Linked DNA regions of Homo sapiens: regions 2, 3, 4 and 5 are each linked to region 1. The links are chromatin contacts, found by Hi-C or POLR2A ChIA-PET in ENCODE. All regions are on one chromosome and are shown on one strand. Each heading gives the region's core, a stretch centred on a gene start or an enhancer-like site at or near the end of the contact. The rest is flanking DNA. Distances are from core to core; before and after follow the strand shown. Region 1 holds the start of KIFAP3 (kinesin associated protein 3). Region 2 holds the start of POU2F1-DT (POU2F1 divergent transcript). Region 3 overlaps DNM3 (dynamin 3). Region 4 overlaps DNM3 (dynamin 3). Region 5 holds the start of DCAF6 (DDB1 and CUL4 associated factor 6).

Region 1 (3,548 bases), core at 125-2,624:
AGACAGTCAATATATGCCTGTCTTGCCAGGACAATAGAGTTGATTTATTTATTATACAATTGTTTGAATCCCTTCTATGAGTCTACTAACACTTGGAAGATCTTTCTGTGATGATGAGAGCTCAGCCAAGCCAGAATAAAAATATTCACTGCAAGTGTATTATGACTTGAAATAATACCACCACCTTACATTCATGTTTCATTTTTTAAAAGTATTTCATCTTTCGTCCTTGTATCTCTCAGAAGGTAACGCCTGTCCCATTTTCAGATGAGGAAACCGTGCCCAAAGGAATACATGCGACTTTTCCAGGGTATTTACTGAATCAGTACTGAATTAAAATTTTTTTCTATTGGATCACTGCTTACTCTTGGTTCAGTGGGAGGTATCTTTTTTTTTTTCCAAATCAGGAATGATCTGAGTATTTGCCAGCACCCAAATAATCCCAACAGACTACAATTTTTTTGAGTAACTGATACTATATTTAAAAGAAATTATGGCCTATTTTATTGTCATCAAACTTCTGAACAAACCTCTTAATAATTACTAAATGTCCTACAAAAATTATGTTGTATACATGGGAGTCAAATGGATGACATGGATGCGGAAAGCAGAAAGAGACTGGAAATCAACATCTCAATTCAGCCTTCCAAAAAGTAGAATCCACCACTTCTTTCCCCTTCATCATTTCAAAAGCCCATGGCAATGAACCCCAAACTGAGGCCTGAGGGCGGATGCACCAGACTTTATTCCCAGGCTCTCATGGGATTTATCTATTATGGGAAAATGGAGAGTCTGGGAAGAGGCGAAAAAAAAAACAAAAGACGCGGTTTACCTTGCCCTACCTCCCTCTCCCCCTGGAATAAGGTGATGTAGCGAAGAAACCATCTTTCAATGCTGTCAGGGCTCCGCCGAGTCAGGTCAAAGGACTTTGAAACCCCCCCAGAGCTCTCCTTTTTTCTCCACTTCACCTTTTCCCTCTCCTTTCGGTGACTTCTCTCCCTGCTTCCCATCCCGTCTGCTAAACTAGCGTTGCCCAGTGACATCTCACAGCCAACCCAAGAACATCTTCAGGGCCCTGGCAAGGAGGGTAGGACAGAGCCTTGGGGAGTCGTCACCTTTTGAGGTATCTGGCGTCCTCCCCTTGCATGGCGGCAGCGGCAGCGGCGTGGAGAGGATGGGGTATCTTGAGAGGCAGGCGCGGTTATTTCCGGGGACGGTGGCCAAAGTACCCTCACACCCAGAGGCGATGACAGTCCTGAGGCCTGCAAGGCGGGGCAGCAGCGGCGCTGTGGTTACCACGGTGAAGCCTCCAGCTCCTCCCACAGCTTCTGTGCCCCAAAACACTGGAGCGGCCCAGACCCGCCCAGAGTCGCCTAAGCCGGGCCGTCACGACGCATGCGCTTGCTCTGCACCTCTTGTATGCGCAGGCTCAGTCTGAGGCGGTGGCCTCAGAGTTTGACGCACCGGGGAGCCGAGCAGGGAAGTTTTGGTGCAGTTTTGAGCGTCCGTGTATAAGGAGTGGCTCCGTAGTCACCGCCCCCTTGAGGATGGGAATAGAAAGGGCTGTCAGGTCAGCTTGAAAGGAGAGAGGGGAATCCGATAACCTTTTAGTTAGCGAATGCTATACAGCAGTCCAGCTAATAAGGGAGGTTTCTATTTGGGGGCCTGAATGGCCCTGATTGCACTTACAAGCTCTAACTTATGGAGATAATCTGACCGTTGTACAAAATGGATATAACTTTGAAGGCGGCAAGTCTGTCACTTTGATGTCTTAAATCTAGAATACACCTCCCCCAACCAAAACAAACAAACAAACAAACAAACAACAGCAACAAAAAACAGTTCCTGAAATTCCAACTCCACCAATTATCCTGAACTCAAGGTATGTTTAGAATTGCTTCTTCTGAGGCAGGCAATTGTTAGCAGTGCAGGGCATAGGAAAGAAGGGTTCTTTTTTAACTGCATGTTCTCTGGTTTAAGATCTATTCCCATGGGTTCAGCTATTATGTCTATGCAAATGATATAGGTTCATTTATTTGGTAAATGTGAATTGAGGGCTGGCTGTGTGCCAAACACCAAACCAGGCTCTAGGGATGCAAAGAAAGCACCTCTACTCCCCCTGCTCACCTATAATCTTGTCACTTATTCACTGTCTTCTAGTCCTGTTTTCCCAGTTGCTTTGAGACGTGCACGTAGTTGCTCTGCTGCTTTTTTCAAATGTAGTACATTGATGCAATTATTGATTATCCGTTATGTGTAAAACACCATGTTAAGGCACTGCATGGTATATTAAATATAGAAATACAGTCCTTACCCAACAAAATATATTTTTATCTTCCCACCCATTCACACCAGCTACACTATTTCTGTAGATGTTATAGTCATTCTTTCATTCTGAAAGGGAAGAAAATTTGCAGCTAATTTTGACTCCTTCCTCTGTATCATGCCCTCTTACTAAAGTGTTACAAAATTCTATCTTTTCTTCCTTCAAGATATTCAGGTAGTCCAGTTTTTTTCTACATTCTTACTTCTACCAATAGTCTAATCACTTTATACCTAGAGTACTGCAATTCCTTCCTCATTGGACTTCCTATTTTTTGTTTTTCTAAATATTAATTCTGCAAACTAATGTAAAATTTTACAAATTATCATTTATAACACCTTTAATGGTAATATAGCAGGCTAGATTACTTTAAAATCTTCACAATACGTAAAATTGGAAGACCAAAATATACATTAAAATGCATAGATAATATAACAAGGATTTTTGGAATGTAAGTTAGCTCCTTGAGCTCAGAGAACTTATTTCGTTCACTTTTGCATTCAGCCCATAGTTGTCACTGAATAAAAATTTTGGTGTTGAAAAAATGCAAACCTGAGCTTGAAAAAACAATAGCAACAACAACAACAAAAAAACCTAAAGAAAATGCCCAGAGGCCAGAAAGAAAGAGAGAGCTGGAAACCAGAGCAATAAATAGATAGCTGAAACTGGGACTGAACTAGATAAACTGTCTGTCTGTGGCAGGAAAAGTACAAGATGAGCCTGGAACATTTTATGCTTGACAGTAAGGACATAGTCAGAGACTAAGAAGATAAGATTATGTAAAAAGGACACTGGTGAATTTGAGGCAATTTGGGAATCAAATGGAATTACTGGGATTGATTTAAGACATTAAATAAATAAAAAAAAGAAATCCATAATGATACTCAACAACATAGAAAAACAGGGAAAAAAGAACCCCACTTCCACTGGAGGCAACTACTGCATCAGATCTTTACTCTGAAAGCTGGTAATTAAAAGAAAGAAGGATTTAATCTAATGCTTTTGGAAATAAACCAGATTTCACCTCCTTTTAACAAGGAAAAGCTCTTCTTAACAGAAAATACCTGGTAGGAATGGAGAAAAATAATGATAGTTACTATTTTGCAAGCACCAATAAACAATGGATTCAAATAAGCCCTATTAATTTACTTTAAAATAATTTAAAGTGAGGCAAAGTTTTACCCCGCATATTTCTTTATAATTCTAAAGGAAAAGAAATGTTACT
Region 2 (3,627 bases), core at 972-3,471, 2.9 Mb before region 1:
TAAGTTACCAAGTGTCAGGTATTTCTTTATAGCAATGCACGAACAGTCTAATACATGTACCTCCAAGATTTTGCCTGACCCAAAGCAAATAACTTAGTGTAGTGGTTAAGAGTACGGTCCCTTGCCTGTGTTTGAATTTTAGCTCTAACACTTAATAGTGGTGTGACACTGGGCAAGTTACTTGACATCTCTATGCCTCAATCTTCCCATCCTAGATAACTGGGATAAAGAGTTTCTACCTCCCAGGGTATTGTAAGGGTTTTTTTTTTTCTTTTTTAAAGTGATATATGTGAGTTTGCTGAGGTTAAAGTAGTGTCTTACACATTTTCCTATCTTTAGCACCTAGTAAGTTCATGAGAATGCAGATGTTTACAATTTTTTATTGAATAAATGACATTAATTTTACAAATAATCCTAACATACATAACTGTATATTCACTATTTTTCTTCAACAAATATGAACACCTACTATGCCCAGGCATTGTGCTAGGCACTGGGGACAGCTGGAAACATAAATAACTCATTAGGAGGAAAATGAAACTTTGATACAGTCTATTTTAAGCTATTTTTGTTCTCACAGAACTATCCTTCCTTAAATAAAAATCCTTTCCATGAAAATTTCCTTTTATAGAAGTGAAACAGTAAAGAATGCATAACACATACACTAGCTTCAATGACTTTCCGAAGGTCATATTAATATACTTTTTGAACCAAAGAGCAAAACTAGGATTAAATAGAAGACAGGAAATTAAATGAGGGTATTTGAGCTCTTTTTCTTAATGGAGATGATTTCAAATTTGTGGTCCCCAGAGCAGGGGCATGTACTTAACTATTTCCAATAAGGTTGTCAATTCTGAGACTTCCCTTACAGTAATGCTGGTGAAAATAACTTAGGCCATATTTCCAGATTAACTAGTTAAATATTTCATTTCCTTAAGTGTGCTGGTTGGCGTGGCTCTAAATAATTAGATTACAGGGCGGTCTAATTATTTGGTTCAAACAGTCATGCACACACCCTAAGGCTTAATTACCACGAACAAATCAATCCCACCCCCAAATCGTTGCCTGTCACTGACAATAGCTTTAACTGTACTTGCACAGTTAAAGGAGTCCAACGAGCATTCTAGGACTGATGATTAAAACTTTACCCATTAAAATAATTGCACTCACTTGGAAATCAGTTTTGTTTTTAATTGTAGAACCAGCAGTTCTACCCAATTTAAACTTCAGTCATATCTCTCAAGACAGATTAACTAGAGCTGATTTTTTTTAAACTTTGCTTACCATGAAATACACCTTTCTATTCTTAAAAAACAAACAAACAAACAAAAATAGGGCTTTAAAAATTCGTAAAATAATTAGACCTGGGACTTTGTCCAGGGAATTTCGCCATTTAAGATAAAGAAAACTCAGCAACATTATGTCTAGTTACCAAGAAAGATATGTGCAACGCGAAACCTTTCCCCAATACCATATTTACTCTGAGAAACACAGCAAAATAAAATTCACGATGAAGTTACGATTTCGACATTTTTATTAGTCATCAGCTTACTGCTAGGTTTTAAAAGGTGTTCCAAGGCGGGAAGAAGGCGCGGGGGGAAGCCTCAGAATATGGGGTCTGTTTCGATTGGGGGGAGCGGCGTTAGAGGGGCGTGAAGGCAGAAAGGAAGGGTAGGGCGGAAATTAGCGACTTAATAAGACGCCTAGCTCCCGAGGAAGCCAGCCTGGCGTTAGAAGCAAGTAGAGCAGAAGAGATTTAGGGCTAATTAAAACAATCACACGACACTCCCCCTCGCGTTTGCCGGGGCCGGGTCTCCTGCACTAGCAGAGCCGGGGGCGGGGATTAGCTCGGATTCAAATTTAAAGCGGGAGGCCCGCGTGTGGCTCAGCAGGTGCCTCATGCCCGGCTCCCGTGGCGGTCGTTTCCGCCCCTACCTGCCCAGAGGGCCGGAAATTACCTAGCGAGGAGCGGCTTATCCATTGTTGCCAATGTTTCAACTGCGCGGAAACCCTGAAGAAAGTGCGGAGCACAGGGCACGCGGGCCGCTCACTGCCCTTCCACGCGCCCCCACGTTTCTGGCCGCTGCGCTCCTTGCCGTGCTTTTACAATGCCACAGGCCACTGGGGGAGACCGGAGCGAAGCCAGGAGGGAAGCAAGGCGGGAGGAAAAGGGAGAAGTGTAAGAAGACACAGGCGCCCGGGATACTATATAATCTGGTTCTGAGCTAGAGGGAGCGCATGCGCCGGCGACACTTCTGGCGGCAGGAGAAAGGCGCGCATGCGCAGAGCCGAGACGAAAAATGAAGCCACAGGGTGCCTGGCTGATTGAGGGCGCTGCTTTAGCTACCGAAGGGCCACAGCGCCCCGAAGGCGCGTGCGCAGAGCGCGGGAAGGGGGTGGAGCTCTTCTGAGGGGGCCGGGGCGAACAGAGCCGGCCTCGCGCGCCCCCTGGCGCGCGCCCGGGGAGAGGAAGGAGCGGGAGGGGGCGGAGAGGAGGGAGGAGGCAAGCAGGGCGGGAGGGGGGAGGGGAGCCAGAGCGAGGGAGGGTTTATCGACCGGGCGATTTTGGTTAAAATATTCAAAATGGCGGACGGAGGAGCAGCGAGTCAAGATGAGAGTTCAGCCGCGGCGGCAGCAGCAGCAGGTAATCATTACAGCATTTTACATATTCATATTCATACTCAACCCCGGCTCCCGCTGCCCCCCCCCGCGACTTAGCATAATTTATTAGTACTCAGGATTATTATAATTAACGGCGGGGAGATGGGGGGCCGGGGAGCATTGAGCCCCCGCCGGGCGCTGAGCGGAGGGGGAAAGAGGCTCGGAGCGGCCAGGCGGAGGGGGAAGACAAGGGGCAAAGGGGGCTGCGATCCACTGCCCTCCTCCTGCACCCGGCCCACCCCGCCGCCGCTCGCCGTCTGCCCGTCGGCACCGGCCCTCCTCCTCTGCCGGCCGCCGCTGCCGCCTCCTCGCCGCCGTGCCCGAACCCGAGCGGGTCCGCGGCGGGGCGGCGGGGCCGGGGCAGAGGGAGAGGACAATAAAGACATTTTACATATTCATAGCTGCTGGGCCGGCGGGGCGCAGTAGGGCGCGGGCGGGCGGCCGGGGCCGGGCGGGCGCGGGGTGGGGGGCGTGAAGGGGGATGGAGGCGGCGGCGAGCACAATGCCGGGGAGGCGGCGGGGCCGGAGCGGACCCCGGCGGCCGGACACCCGCACGCGTCTTCCCCCGGGAGCGGGCCCGGGCGGGGGGGCGCTGCCCGCCTTGGGGGGCGGCCCTCAGGGCAACCGGGGGTGCGCGCGGGGAGAGCTCCCTGCCCGCGCCCCGCGCGGGGCTGAGCCCGGGGGTCACGGCCCCAGGCACTTCGGCCTCGCCCCACTGGTCCCCAATGTGGTGGCCTGACCCAAGCCAGGCCTGCTCTCTAGGTGGGTAGGGGTGAGCGGTCGTGGGCGCTGCGAGGTGGCCTGGGGCGGCGGGGGTGGGGAACCCGCGCAGGGGTCTGCGTGCCCCCCCTGGGGGGTGGACTGGATTGGAAGGAGTCCTTGGGGCAAGTTCCTTCCGAGGGGATGTCCTCTGGGGCGGCCCGCGCGCCCCCGGCCGGCGGTCGGCAGCCCCTTTGCGTTGTCGGC
Region 3 (3,847 bases), core at 657-3,156, 2.1 Mb after region 1:
TACTAAAATAAAATAAGAACTGCTAAATTCAAGATGTCATTGAGAAGAGGGGAGAAGTTTTTTTTGCTATGGTTTATTTCAGCTTCTGTATAACTTACATGGACTTTCTAAGAAAAATGTATACAGGCAATATTTATAAATATGTGTGTATATTTTAATGATGCTATGCCGGATCATTTCTGCTTGGATTATTTGTGGCCTTATTTAATTCTGGACTTATTTTCCAGCATAGTTTTGGGAATACAGATTCAATAATTTTTAGATATAACCAATAAGTACTGGGTGACTACTCTGTAAAAGCACTTCTTCATATCTCACATTTTAATCTTCACAATAGCTTCATCAGAGCAGGTGTTATTACTTTTTTATGTATTAAAAAACTAAGGCTCTGAGAGGTTAATTAGATTTTCGCCCATGGCGTACATAGCAGGGATTAGACGACTAGAACCCTACCATTAGTAGATAATAAGCTCAGGTGGTGAAAATCAATTAGCTTCAGTAAAGCCTAATTGTATCTGTAAATATGTTACAAATATCATACCGTGTCTCTGAGTTCTGAGTCAAATTTGCAGTGTTTTTGAAGCAGCATTGCCTTCTGTTACCTGGCTGCTCTTGTATAGTTTAGCATGAATGCATGGCAGTTTGCCCTGTAGGAACAAATCTAGTCTATGTGGATATACTATCATGATTCAGTTAGGTCTCAAGATCAGTAAATTAATTTATGTAAAGAATAAGATACTATGTATTTCGGTTTTTCAATACAGAACCATGAGTAGGAGAGTTTGTATGTTTACTGCATGCTAACCAACACTTGTTTGTTCTTTATGGTTTACCAATTTCACTCGTTAGATCCTGACTTTTACCCTGTATCGTAGATAGGGCTGAGATTATGCACCTCATTTTACTCACAAGGAAACTAAAGCCAAAGAACAGTGTGTGATTTTCTCAGTAGCCTTCAAATATATTGGCCTAGAAAATATTCTGATAGATAAATAGTCTAAGGACAAGTGGATTCATTGTAATATCTGCAATGCATTTTATTTCTTATATAATTAAGAGCTTACTGCTAGAATACAGTGTGATTTAGGTAAAACTTCTCAACATATAGCATACTTGAGGGAAAACAGAAGATCATAAAAAGTTTCCTTCTTTTATTGCAGGAATAGCATATGATTTATTTGAAGCCTAATTATTTTCCAGAGGAATGCTCTACATGTTTCCAATAGCTGTTTTGTGTTTCTGTAGAGGGTTAGAGGAGAAGCTGCCAGTTTCCTCCCAATACTGATGTTGCAAATCTCAGAACTTTAATCTGGAACACTCTCCTCTGTTATGTATATGTATGAAAATTTGCCCTACCTATTACCTTACTTTGGCATGTGGCATTTACTTGTGAAAAATGTCACAATATCTAATAGTTTATTTCCTACTCATGGATATAAGGCAAAATAACATTAAACAAGAATAAATATCTGTTTACCAACATTTAAATGATAGTTCTTTTGTTGTCAACTGGCAAGTACGGAGCACTTACCAAGTGCCGCCACTCCGCTGGGCTCTGGGGAACACAGCTCTTCCTTAGCTGAGCTCATAATCTGGACTGTGAGGCCTACACATCAGGGCAGAAAGCTTCTAGTTTCACTTTTCATATAGTAATTTTGAAAGCATAAGAGGCTTTGCAAAACATCTTTTAAAATAAAGATGCTTCTCCACCATCTCTAAGATAAGTTGGTTCTTTTTGGCAAAGGTGATTTTAATTGTTAGTACATTTCCAAGACAAGAAATGCAATCTGTTGACACGCCCTTCAAAATAATCAGATGAAAACAAGGAACACAAATATGTCCAGCCCTGAACTCTTCATTTTTCCTCTTGATGAATCCTTTCTTATGCTTTAAAACACTTGAGTTTACACACACACACACACACACACACACACACACACACACATATTTCTGGTAGGCGTGGAGATATATATCTATATATATCTTGCTATTAGGGCAATTCCCTGAAAGATTACACTACCTTCTTTATGCATAACGTCAATGCCTGATATTAAACAGAAACGAACTATGTGACTATGCTTTCCTTTTTAAATATGTGAACGTATTTCTCTACAGAGTTGTTTTGTAGCCGTATTGCTACTAAACTGGTGCCCAGCTCCAGGCCTGCAGACTGCTGACACACAATTAATCTCACAAATTTATGAATGCCAAAGCATGGAGCAAAATGAAAACAACTGGGGGAATGTTTAAGGGAAATAATTGGACTGTATCCAGATGTGCATGTGTAAAACATCACCACTTAACTCCTCCCCCATATCCTGTCTGAAGACAGGGTTTTTTTTTTTTTTTTTGAAAATAAACTGGGGTTATTTGAAAGAAGTTGTGGTCTCTGACTAAAACTGAATAAGCAAGGCCAGGCTGGCCATAATTCTGTGTGTTCTTGTATTTTTGTTTCTTAATTAACTCATTAGGTGCTGATGAATCAATCTGCCTCATGTCTGTTTTTGGTGGGTGTTGCCACAACTTTATGAACTCTATTTAAAGATAATATGTAAGGGGTTTCAAGACTGATAGTCGATTTCTTTGAGTTTTTGGTTATAACGAACTGGAACTTTTTACTATTAGAAATAGGCAACATTATTGTAGTGTGAAGGTCATCAAGCTGGGACGTGAAGTCTGGTCAAGAGGAAAAAAATGTGACAACATTTTATAGTTTTTTTTTTTTTAACAGTCTGTCCAAGATCAGTTAGGGGAAACAAACAAACAAAAAAACGATTTCTCTAAGATGCTTAACTCACTAGATAAAGCATAAAAATGGAGATAATAATGTTGAGTTTGTGTGCATGAAATTAATTTAGGATCTGGCATCACTGGGATATGAGAAGCTAGAGGACAGGGTGCTCTGAAGAAATATTTTGCAGGTTGATGTCTAACCATCATTACATACCTTAAATGGTACTAGAGATGAAGTAATAAAACACACTTTTTCCCTCAAATGCAAATATTTCCTCAAAAACAAGATAACCAAGTCCAGCAATAAATCCAACTCATTTCAATAAAATGTTCTCCACAGACTTGCTTTTCTCCTACTCTGTTTAAGGACAAAAATAAAGATGAAATGAATTGCAATGAACCTGCTCAGAGGTACTCACTAAAGTGGAGCATAGAGAGGCCTTCTGCTCTGCATGCCCCTCCCTCTATCTGCATTGTCCTCAGAGACTGCCTGAAAATTCAAATTCTGGGCCTCATTAGGCACAGAGTCCTAAGATTGTGTTTCTGTTTTTATTCAAAGAGAGAAAACAAAAGTAGAAAAAGTTGAATACCCAATCTTTTATACCATTGCAGGAAGGCTTAAGGACCCCAATCGTCAGTTTTCCTGCAATTGGTGACTTCAATATGAGAATAGTATCAGCACTTTATTTTGAGAGTAAGTATTGATAATGTAGTATCATTCCAATTGTGCAGGTAATTATTTAAAGTCCAATTTTAATAATCATGACAACTGAGTATAGTTTCTATCAAAAAAAATTTCTTAGTTCCTTTACCAAGAACTGGTAAAAAGGCAACTTTTTAACTAAAGGGAGCTAGGTACAGAAAGGCACTGTCCTGTCCCAGACGCCAAAAGTTTAGTGGGAAGTGATGGCCATAGAGAGGGAAAGGGGATGAGAAGATCACTGGTTTCAGTATTAATACAGATATGCACATACAGCACCATCTCTAGATCATGCCTGTTATTCTCCATATCGTCTCCACATACTACCCAATAGAGATATATTTTATTTAGCCAGTTTTGGTTTCAAACACAAATAATTTCTGGGAAAGTTCAATATATTGGTTTCACACACTT
Region 4 (3,630 bases), core at 771-3,270, 2.3 Mb after region 1:
AGAGAAGCATCTCTATCCCAAAGAGATTCACTAGTATGTATGCTTCTGTCATTGGTAACTTGAGTATACACAAATCAGTGATTTGTGGAACATTTTCTATTGCCAGAATATCTGGATTGTCACCTCCCCTCTCACCTCCACTCAACTTCTCTGAAGGGGCTAAATGCTGTTTGAAAATCCAATCCAGTGTGTATTTATTTACTTAACAAGATGATCTTAAACAGACATCACCACCTCTTTAGGGTTCCTATTCTCTTAATTGAAGATCCTGATCTTCATCAGACATTAACTTTAGAGCTGATGTAACTATTTTCAGATATAGCTTCTTAAAATTAGTTAATTGGGAATCACAGTCTTTGACATTAACGGAACAAATTCACTGAATCCGAGTGTGTTTTTCCTGGCAATAATGAACTCTGGCATTATTTCACTCATTTGTCTTCTTCCCTTTCCTTGGACTAAGCTATTTTGCAATAGTCAAAAGGGGATAAGGGTGGGAGGAAGGGTCTCCAACCAAGCAAGAAGAAACTTTTTTTTTTAACCTCATCACTCAATATTCAAGTACTTTTTTTGACCACCCTTGTTCACCAAGTATGATGGTTTCTCTTTAAAAAGACAAAACTGAATCATTCGAAAGGATTTGGGTTTTACTCCAGCTCATCAAAATGACATAAACACAATATGGAAACCAAGAAATGCTCCCTTGAAGGAGTCTCTGGTGAGCCCCTTAGTGAAGCTGATGTCCCACCCTGCAAGGGCAGTCCCAGAGTAGCATCAAGATTATTCCAGAGTGTCTCACTCATGCCCATCCCATGACTTAGGTGGCTTCCTTGACTTATGTGGCACACTTTAAGAGTTTCATTGTAATCCCACATTTTCAGTAATTTATTACAAATCGACCATGCCAAAAGATTTATTAATCCTTCTACATAGGCAATCAATGCATGCATATTCTTTTCTTTACAAAGACAAAAGCCATTTAATCCTCCTTATAATTTAGTTTAATTCTGTTTCAAATGTTTGACCTTGATGGCCTGCAGTGCTCTATCTCTTTTATGTATTTTACATATTGTTATAACTGACAATTAATATAAAGTCCCTTTCACTTAGGGATACGATCTCCTTGTTTCGGTTTTGTAGCCAGTCCCCCAAATTTTGCATGAGGACAAATTCACGATTCTTATGAGTGTGTCTTTGAATCCCTTACGTCAAGGTTTGGTGCCATGAAGGATGAAGCTGCTGAGCCCTGAAGTCGTGGGCTAAGGGTACACGGACAATTAAGCAACTTAAGTGACTAGCCTGTGTCTGATTCCCCTGCAGTCATGTACTGAAAACCTCCTGACTTACTGTCTTTTCAACAGCCCTCTAAAAGTCTGACTTCTTTTAGCAGCTGAATGTCATTTGGACAAATGAGGAACTCATCTTGTGACCTCTGATGTCAGCCAGGAGCTTTCTATTTTTCTCACCATCCTCCCCCTTTAAAAAACAAATACATAAATTTATCATTGGGCATTGTGATTTTTCATGGAACAGTTTTTATTTTTAGCAACTGGCTTTCAAAGCAAGGAAAGATGTTTTTTTAAGCATAATTACTAAGAATAGAAACAACTTTGAGGTGTTCTTTTTGATTCTTAATATTTAAGGTGTCTCATGACATTTGAAGTCTCTAAATGTCATTAATCATTTGTTGCAGGTTTAATATGAGTTGTCATGATGCTTAATATACTTTAATGAAAATAGAATTTTGGCCACATGCTGTTCATTAAAGAAAATATCCAATTTAATATAAGTCCCTCAATTAAAAATCCCATCAAAAGCCTTGTTCCAATTTCACCATGATTCTGGCTATAACACAATTATTTCATTGGAGTGAATCAATGGTTAATGTCAAAGTTTTTAATTCTTCAAGTCTTGGTTTCAATCTGGTTTAAGTGAAAGTAAAATTAGTTTGGTGGTTTCCTTCTTGAGTCTTGCAAACTTGAGTCTACCTTACACAAACATCTCCATCCTGCCACGGTTCGGATGACTGGCAGTCTGTTTAGGCGAGGCCCAGAAACAGAAAGCAAGTCTTGTGAAAGTCAGAATCTGGGAGCTTTGCAGATGCGTCAAGGTAGCCTTCAGATTGCCTCTCTGTTTTCAATGTGTCCCCTATCTCACTCTTCCAAACATCCTATGCTGTAAGAGGGTAAAAGGAAAAGGAAAATAAGAAAGGATCTACATAAGGCAAAGTACAAGTAACATAAATGCAGACAGCAGCAGTAAATATAACAATATGCTGCTGTTAGCCCAGTGGTAACTGGCATTAAGCTAACCAAACACAACTGCTTCCACATCCCATGACAAATAATAGCAAATAGCTCTGTCATTGTTCTCTTTGGGGCTCTAAATTGTTGAAGCTTCAGCCATTGCAGGGAAAGCCTTCCTGAGTTTCAGGGGACCAAGCCCTGCCCTGAGTTTCACCTGACTGATAGAGGAAAACAGCCAAGACAGGAGTCTGGCAGAGAAGCCACTGGCCAGTGAAAAATGCACAGTAGAGGATTATTATTCTTCCTGCAACCAGTCAGTAGCAAATTGTCACCAGTTGGAATCTGCTGAATATTCCTATATACAAGTTAATGTTAGCTCAAAGAAAGGGGGGTTTAAAAAAAAAAGTTTTGCCCAGTGTAAGCAGATACAGATTTGTAGATGACACACAAGCTAGTACTTCTATTTCATCACTGCACTTCGTTGTTTCCCTCACTTGTAAGAAAAGAATGATTTTTACAGGGAAACCTTCACATTCAGACAGTTCTTGTTATTTCTTGTTTTAACGACGTCAACGATTCATGGCATGACATTGCTCATAGCTCTTTCACCTCTAAATTTTATCCAAGCAACAAATTAGAAGAAAGGACTGCTGGGGAACTTCTTCCTTCTTTCTGTGAAAGATCAGAAGCAATTTTTTTTTTTTTTTTTTTGAGGCGGAGTCTCTATCACCCAGGCTGGAGTGCAGTGGCGTGGTCTCGGCTCACTGCAACCCCTGCCTCCTGGCTTCAAGCGATTCTCCTGCCTCAGCCTCCTGAGTAGCTGGGATTACAGGCGTGCACCACCACATCCAGCTAATTTTTGTATTTTGAGTAGAGATAGGGTTTCACCATGTTGCCCAGGTTGGTCTCAAACTCCTGACCTCAGGTGATCCACCCACCACAGCCTCCCAGAGTGCTGGGATTACAGCCATGAGCCACCACACCAGGCCTAGAAGCAAAATTTAAATAACGTTTACTAGAGTTGCTTTAGCCAATAAGAGCCAGGAAATTAAAAATGAAAATGTAAATGCTTCATCTTTCACTCAGAAACATGCCTTAAATGCCTACCTCCAGCAATGTAAGAAAAACATTGAGGATTTAGCTGAGAGTTTGATGGCTTTTGCTTGCCTGTCATAACTTCATTGCTGCTCAAAGGGAGAATTTTAAAACACTCGACATTGAAATCCTTTAGCTTACCATTGCCAATGTATTGTAAGTGTTGTCGGGGGGAACCCCTGAATCTAAACATATATTTACACCCTTAAGTTGCCAAATTAAATCCATCTGGCTTACCAAATGCTGTCGCCAAAAGACTGTTACACTGTTGGTGTGGCCAGTATTTTAA
Region 5 (3,369 bases), core at 329-2,828, 2.1 Mb before region 1:
AAGAGAATGATATCCAGGTCTGTCCACACAAAAAGCTCTGGGTAGAGCTTGTTCAACAATTTCATAAATAAGGATAGACTTAAAAAAACACACTGGACCTATGGGATGAGAAATGACACTGACTCAAGCCTGGATGAAGTAAAGCATGCAGTTTGGGGGAGGGCTCAGTCTGCAGGCCTCTGCCAGCAGCAGCTGAAGAAAGTGACCTTTACTCCAAACCCTACAGTGCGACAAACCACCCATCCAGCTCTGCCTAGAGTGGGTTAATATGCCACAATTCGAAAAGAGAAAGAGAATGAGTGTTTCATGGTGGCCCCAGACAGTTTGGTGGCCGCAGAAGTTGAGAAGGCTCAAATCTGGAGATCAGGTTTGGGTTGGAGTCGTGCGTAAGGGAGCGGATGTCACATAGGTGGGGAAGGGAGCTGACTTGAGATACGTTGGCTTAGGAAGAGATGTTGCAGGAGAGAGGGTGAAATGCACAGGCTAGGAGAGTAGACGGCTTCACTTGAAGGGAAGGGATTGGGGCTGTGGATGCCTCTAGAGGCAGTTGTCAGAGGGCCTCTAAAAGGTCCATTTTAGAGGAAGCGAGAAGGAAGGTCTCGATAAGGAGCCATTCAGGGTCCATTACCTGCTGGATGGTTGTACAACGGCCTCAATTTCTCGGGCAGCATCAGCTCCACTTTATCGAGGAGCCGGTGGTAGGTGGCCCGCAGGCCTCGGGCACCGGCGGCCGACATCGCCGCCGAGGGATCGTTGGCAGCCGGGTGGGAGCGTGGCTGTGTTCTCGTCCCTGGCTGACAACGAAGGGGAGCTAGTCACTTTTCCTGCCACGACGACTCGCGTCCGCCTCTCGCCTGGAGTACCCTTCCCGCGGCTTTCCCTGCCCGCTGTGAACCGAAAAGCTGCGGCCCGCGCCCCGCGAAGGTTGAGGGGGCGGAGGCTGCCGACTGCCAGCCCCCGGTCCGCCTCCGGCCCCCGGCAGGAGAGAGGGAGGAGCCATGGCAACAGGTGCCAAAATAATCACCTCACCAAGTCTGCGCTGCGCCCTGCTGGCAGCGCGCTTGCGCAGGCCGAGCTGCCCGCCATGATTGGCCCGCCCCGAGGCGCGGGCGGGGTCGAGCGGAAACCTCCTCCTTCTCCCCATGCCCTCGAGGCCATGTTGGAGAAGGGAAAGTGAAGCTGCGCTGGTTCTACTGCCCTTTCACTTTGATTAAGCAGGCCCGTAGTTAAAATGGGTTTTTGGGCCTTCAGTGCCTAAAGATGATGCCGCACAATTCTCTTGCTTCTTTTCACTGGAGACTCGTGAGCGAGAGACTACAGAATTGAGTAGCTTCTCTCTCTACTCGTCTTTTATCCCTAGCGACTTAAGGATCTGGTTAGAGTGGCCCGAATGCATTCTTCCAGGGTGAGGGCAGCCGCAGCACACACCAGCCTCAGTCCCCAGGGTGGTCGTCATCTCGCGAGAAAGGGTTGGCGGGGAGGGTATCCAGGACGAGGAGAGGGAGGAGTCGCCATCGCCTCCGCCTCCGCCTCCTCCTGTTGGAGGGGGGCTGAGGGAGGAGACTGTTGCTGATCTTTGGATGTTCTGGTTAGTCTAAGAAGGAGAGTATGAGGCGAGCTCCGGCCCGGGTGCGGCCGGGCTTCAGGGGCCCAGGCGCCGCTGCTGCCACCGCCATCTAACGCTGCGCCCTGGAGGCCCGGCGCGCGGATGGTGCCGGTGCGGCTCGGGTGTTGAAACGGGTGTCCCCTCCCCCTCCTCCCCTCCCCCACGCGGTGGTCTCCCCTCCCACCCGGCTCAGGCAGAGCCATGTCTCGGGGTGGCTCCTACCCACACCTGTTGTGGGACGTGAGGAAAAGGTCCCTCGGGCTGGAGGACCCGTCCCGGCTGCGGAGTCGCTACCTGGGTGAGCGGGGGCCCCGGGGCGGAGGCGCTGAGGTCGCCGCCTAGAGTGGGGGAGGGGGCACGCTGCCGGGTCTGTTGGAGGTGGGACGGCGTCTCGGTGGGGGCGCCCGGAGACTCTGGGGTGTTGGGTGGGGCCTTGGTTGCCGAATTCCGTGCCGGTGCCTCCCCCAGTCAAGCCCCCTGTGCATGCTGCCAGCCGCCGCCCTTGCTGGGTTTTTCTCGGAGGGCCGGGCCGTGGGCAGAAGGTACTGGCTTGTAAAGGTGTTGGGGTCGCTGATGGGTTGGGACTCGGGAGACTTGCGGAACCTCCAGGAGCTGCCGCGTTTAGAGCAAAAGTTAGCTCTTTTGCTCTTTTCCAGCGCGCTTTCCCCGCTCAGCCGAAGAACCTAAGTTGTTGCCCACCCTCTCCTTCAATCTCCAGAGGGTTTAGGTGTCGGCTGCGACGCGTTGACCACCCTCAGGGACTTCACGCTCCAGACAGAATCCGTGTAAACTGTTTTTGCGGCGCTGAGCCAAAACCTAAAAGTGATAGCTGAGCTCTCCCCACCCCCGCGCGCTCTCCCAGTTCCACTCTGCTCTTCAGTTCGTTTTGACCGCTTAAAGGTGGTGTAGGGTTTCACGTTCCTCTTCCCACCCCTGGAAAACACACTTGGCATTTACAGTTTCGTAGTTAAGCTTTCTAAAAACAACCTTCAGTACTTGGGGGAACAGTATTCCACTTTTTTCGTTTTGCATAACATTTTTTTTTTGAGGATTCTAGGTCACGCCCGAGTCAACTAAAAAGTTTGGTTTCTTAAAAATGGACGTACTTAGTAAAGGTCTTTTTTGTTTCTTCCTGTATACTCTTCATTACTCTTTCTTTCTATTTGGAGATACGGCAAACAACATCATAAAATTTTTTTCTTTCCAGTTTTGCCACTTGCTAGTTAAAAAGTGTTTGTTGCTCTCATTTGTTTTTGATTTCAAGTAAAGAGAAGAAAATGAAATCTCATTACAACCAACAGTTCTGGTTTGTAAATTATTTAAGAAAAGTTAGCATGCAATTTTTTAATTCTTTTTAGTGTCTCAAGTAAAATACGAATACATTTTGTTTATAAAAACTCAATAAAAATGAAGCAAAAATCCCTTTGATCCCTCCCATTCAATTTCACTCCGCCACCCTTAGAAATAATATTTTCTGTTTTCTGAATATTCTTCCAGACCTTTTTGTTTGCATTCTTACAAGTACATATGTACATGTACAAATGCTGGGGTGTGTGTGTGTTTGTGTGTGTATGAGAGAGACACCTGAGTGCATGGTGTCATATTGTAAACATTGTTTTCACTTCTCCACATTTTGGAGATCTTTCCATGGCAGTAAAAATAGATTGATTCTGTCTTTTAAATTATTACATAGTAGGTAACATTATGAAGTACCATAGGGTACTCAACCTTTCTTCTTTAAGTAGACGTTCGCCCTTACAGCA

Evidence for each region. A loop is a pair of places that touch in the nucleus more often than their neighbours do. ChIA-PET counts read pairs that join two places held with the same protein, here RNA polymerase II (POLR2A). Pooled maps may share reads with other maps.
Region 2: a map of naive thymus-derived CD4-positive, alpha-beta T cell shows a loop between it and region 1 (7-fold over the local background). The contact joins the promoter of POU2F1-DT here to the promoter of KIFAP3 in region 1. A Hi-C loop is called at or near these places in 1 of 168 maps with a recorded cell type or tissue (naive thymus-derived CD4-positive, alpha-beta T cell), 1 of 37 single-sample maps with no recorded cell type and 10 of 50 pooled maps. POLR2A ChIA-PET finds 5 or more read pairs at or near these places in 1 of 52 experiments (activated T-cell).
Region 3: a loop to region 1 is called in a map of naive thymus-derived CD4-positive, alpha-beta T cell, with 11 times the contacts of the local background. The contact joins the enhancer-like site here to the promoter of KIFAP3 in region 1. A Hi-C loop is called at or near these places in 1 of 168 maps with a recorded cell type or tissue (naive thymus-derived CD4-positive, alpha-beta T cell), 1 of 37 single-sample maps with no recorded cell type and 7 of 50 pooled maps.
Region 4: a loop to region 1 is called in a map with no recorded cell type, with 6 times the contacts of the local background. The contact joins the enhancer-like site here to the promoter of KIFAP3 in region 1. A Hi-C loop is called at or near these places in 1 of 37 single-sample maps with no recorded cell type and 2 of 50 pooled maps. POLR2A ChIA-PET finds 5 or more read pairs at or near these places in 1 of 52 experiments (GM12878).
Region 5: a loop to region 1 is called in a map of CD8-positive, alpha-beta T cell, with 29 times the contacts of the local background. The contact joins the promoter of DCAF6 here to the promoter of KIFAP3 in region 1. A Hi-C loop is called at or near these places in 2 of 168 maps with a recorded cell type or tissue (CD8-positive, alpha-beta T cell and naive thymus-derived CD4-positive, alpha-beta T cell), 1 of 37 single-sample maps with no recorded cell type and 11 of 50 pooled maps. POLR2A ChIA-PET finds 5 or more read pairs at or near these places in 1 of 52 experiments (GM12878).

Annotation. Positions count from the first base shown.
Region 1 is chr1:170,073,321-170,076,868 of GRCh38, forward strand. KIFAP3 (kinesin associated protein 3) reads right to left here and starts at 1,375. Exons shown (of 20, transcript NM_014970.4): 1 at 1,116-1,375. The coding sequence starts at 1,147. RefSeq lists enhancers at 1,184-1,243, 1,304-1,603.
Region 2 is chr1:167,218,315-167,221,941 of GRCh38, forward strand. It overlaps POU2F1-DT (POU2F1 divergent transcript), which reads right to left and starts at 2,222. Exons shown (of 1, transcript NR_185889.1): 1 at 1,517-2,222. It overlaps POU2F1 (POU class 2 homeobox 1), which reads left to right and starts at 2,572. Exons shown (of 16, transcript NM_002697.4): 1 at 2,572-2,644. The coding sequence starts at 2,584. RefSeq lists an enhancer at 2,155-2,264 and silencers at 2,445-2,544, 2,895-3,044, 3,265-3,544, 3,555-3,627.
Region 3 is chr1:172,179,470-172,183,316 of GRCh38, forward strand. All of the region lies in intron 14 of DNM3 (dynamin 3), which reads left to right. Among named protein-coding and RNA genes, the nearest start is that of DNM3OS, 37 kb to the left of the region's middle. RefSeq lists an enhancer at 1,677-1,726. Within about 2 kb of position 1,907, at least 25 of the 41 ENCODE cell types and tissues checked have a DNase peak (open chromatin) inside an H3K27ac peak, as active enhancers do.
Region 4 is chr1:172,392,236-172,395,865 of GRCh38, forward strand. The region is part of intron 20 of DNM3 (dynamin 3); the gene reads left to right. It overlaps LOC102724528 (a long non-coding RNA gene), which reads right to left. Exons shown (of 3, transcript XR_001738294.3): 3 at 1,516-2,175. Among named protein-coding and RNA genes, the nearest start is that of C1orf105, 27 kb to the right of the region's middle. Within about 2 kb of position 2,021, at least 14 of the 41 ENCODE cell types and tissues checked have a DNase peak (open chromatin) inside an H3K27ac peak, as active enhancers do; they include GM12878, where a contact is called at or near this core.
Region 5 is chr1:167,935,105-167,938,473 of GRCh38, forward strand. It overlaps DCAF6 (DDB1 and CUL4 associated factor 6), which reads left to right and starts at 1,579. Exons shown (of 22, transcript NM_001198956.2): 1 at 1,579-1,904. The coding sequence starts at 1,808. It overlaps MPC2 (mitochondrial pyruvate carrier 2), which reads right to left and starts at 1,968. Exons shown (of 6, transcript NM_001143674.4): 1 at 1,835-1,968; 2 at 629-794. The coding sequence starts at 737. RefSeq lists enhancers at 595-704, 1,155-1,464 and silencers at 875-1,044, 1,645-1,714, 1,745-1,984.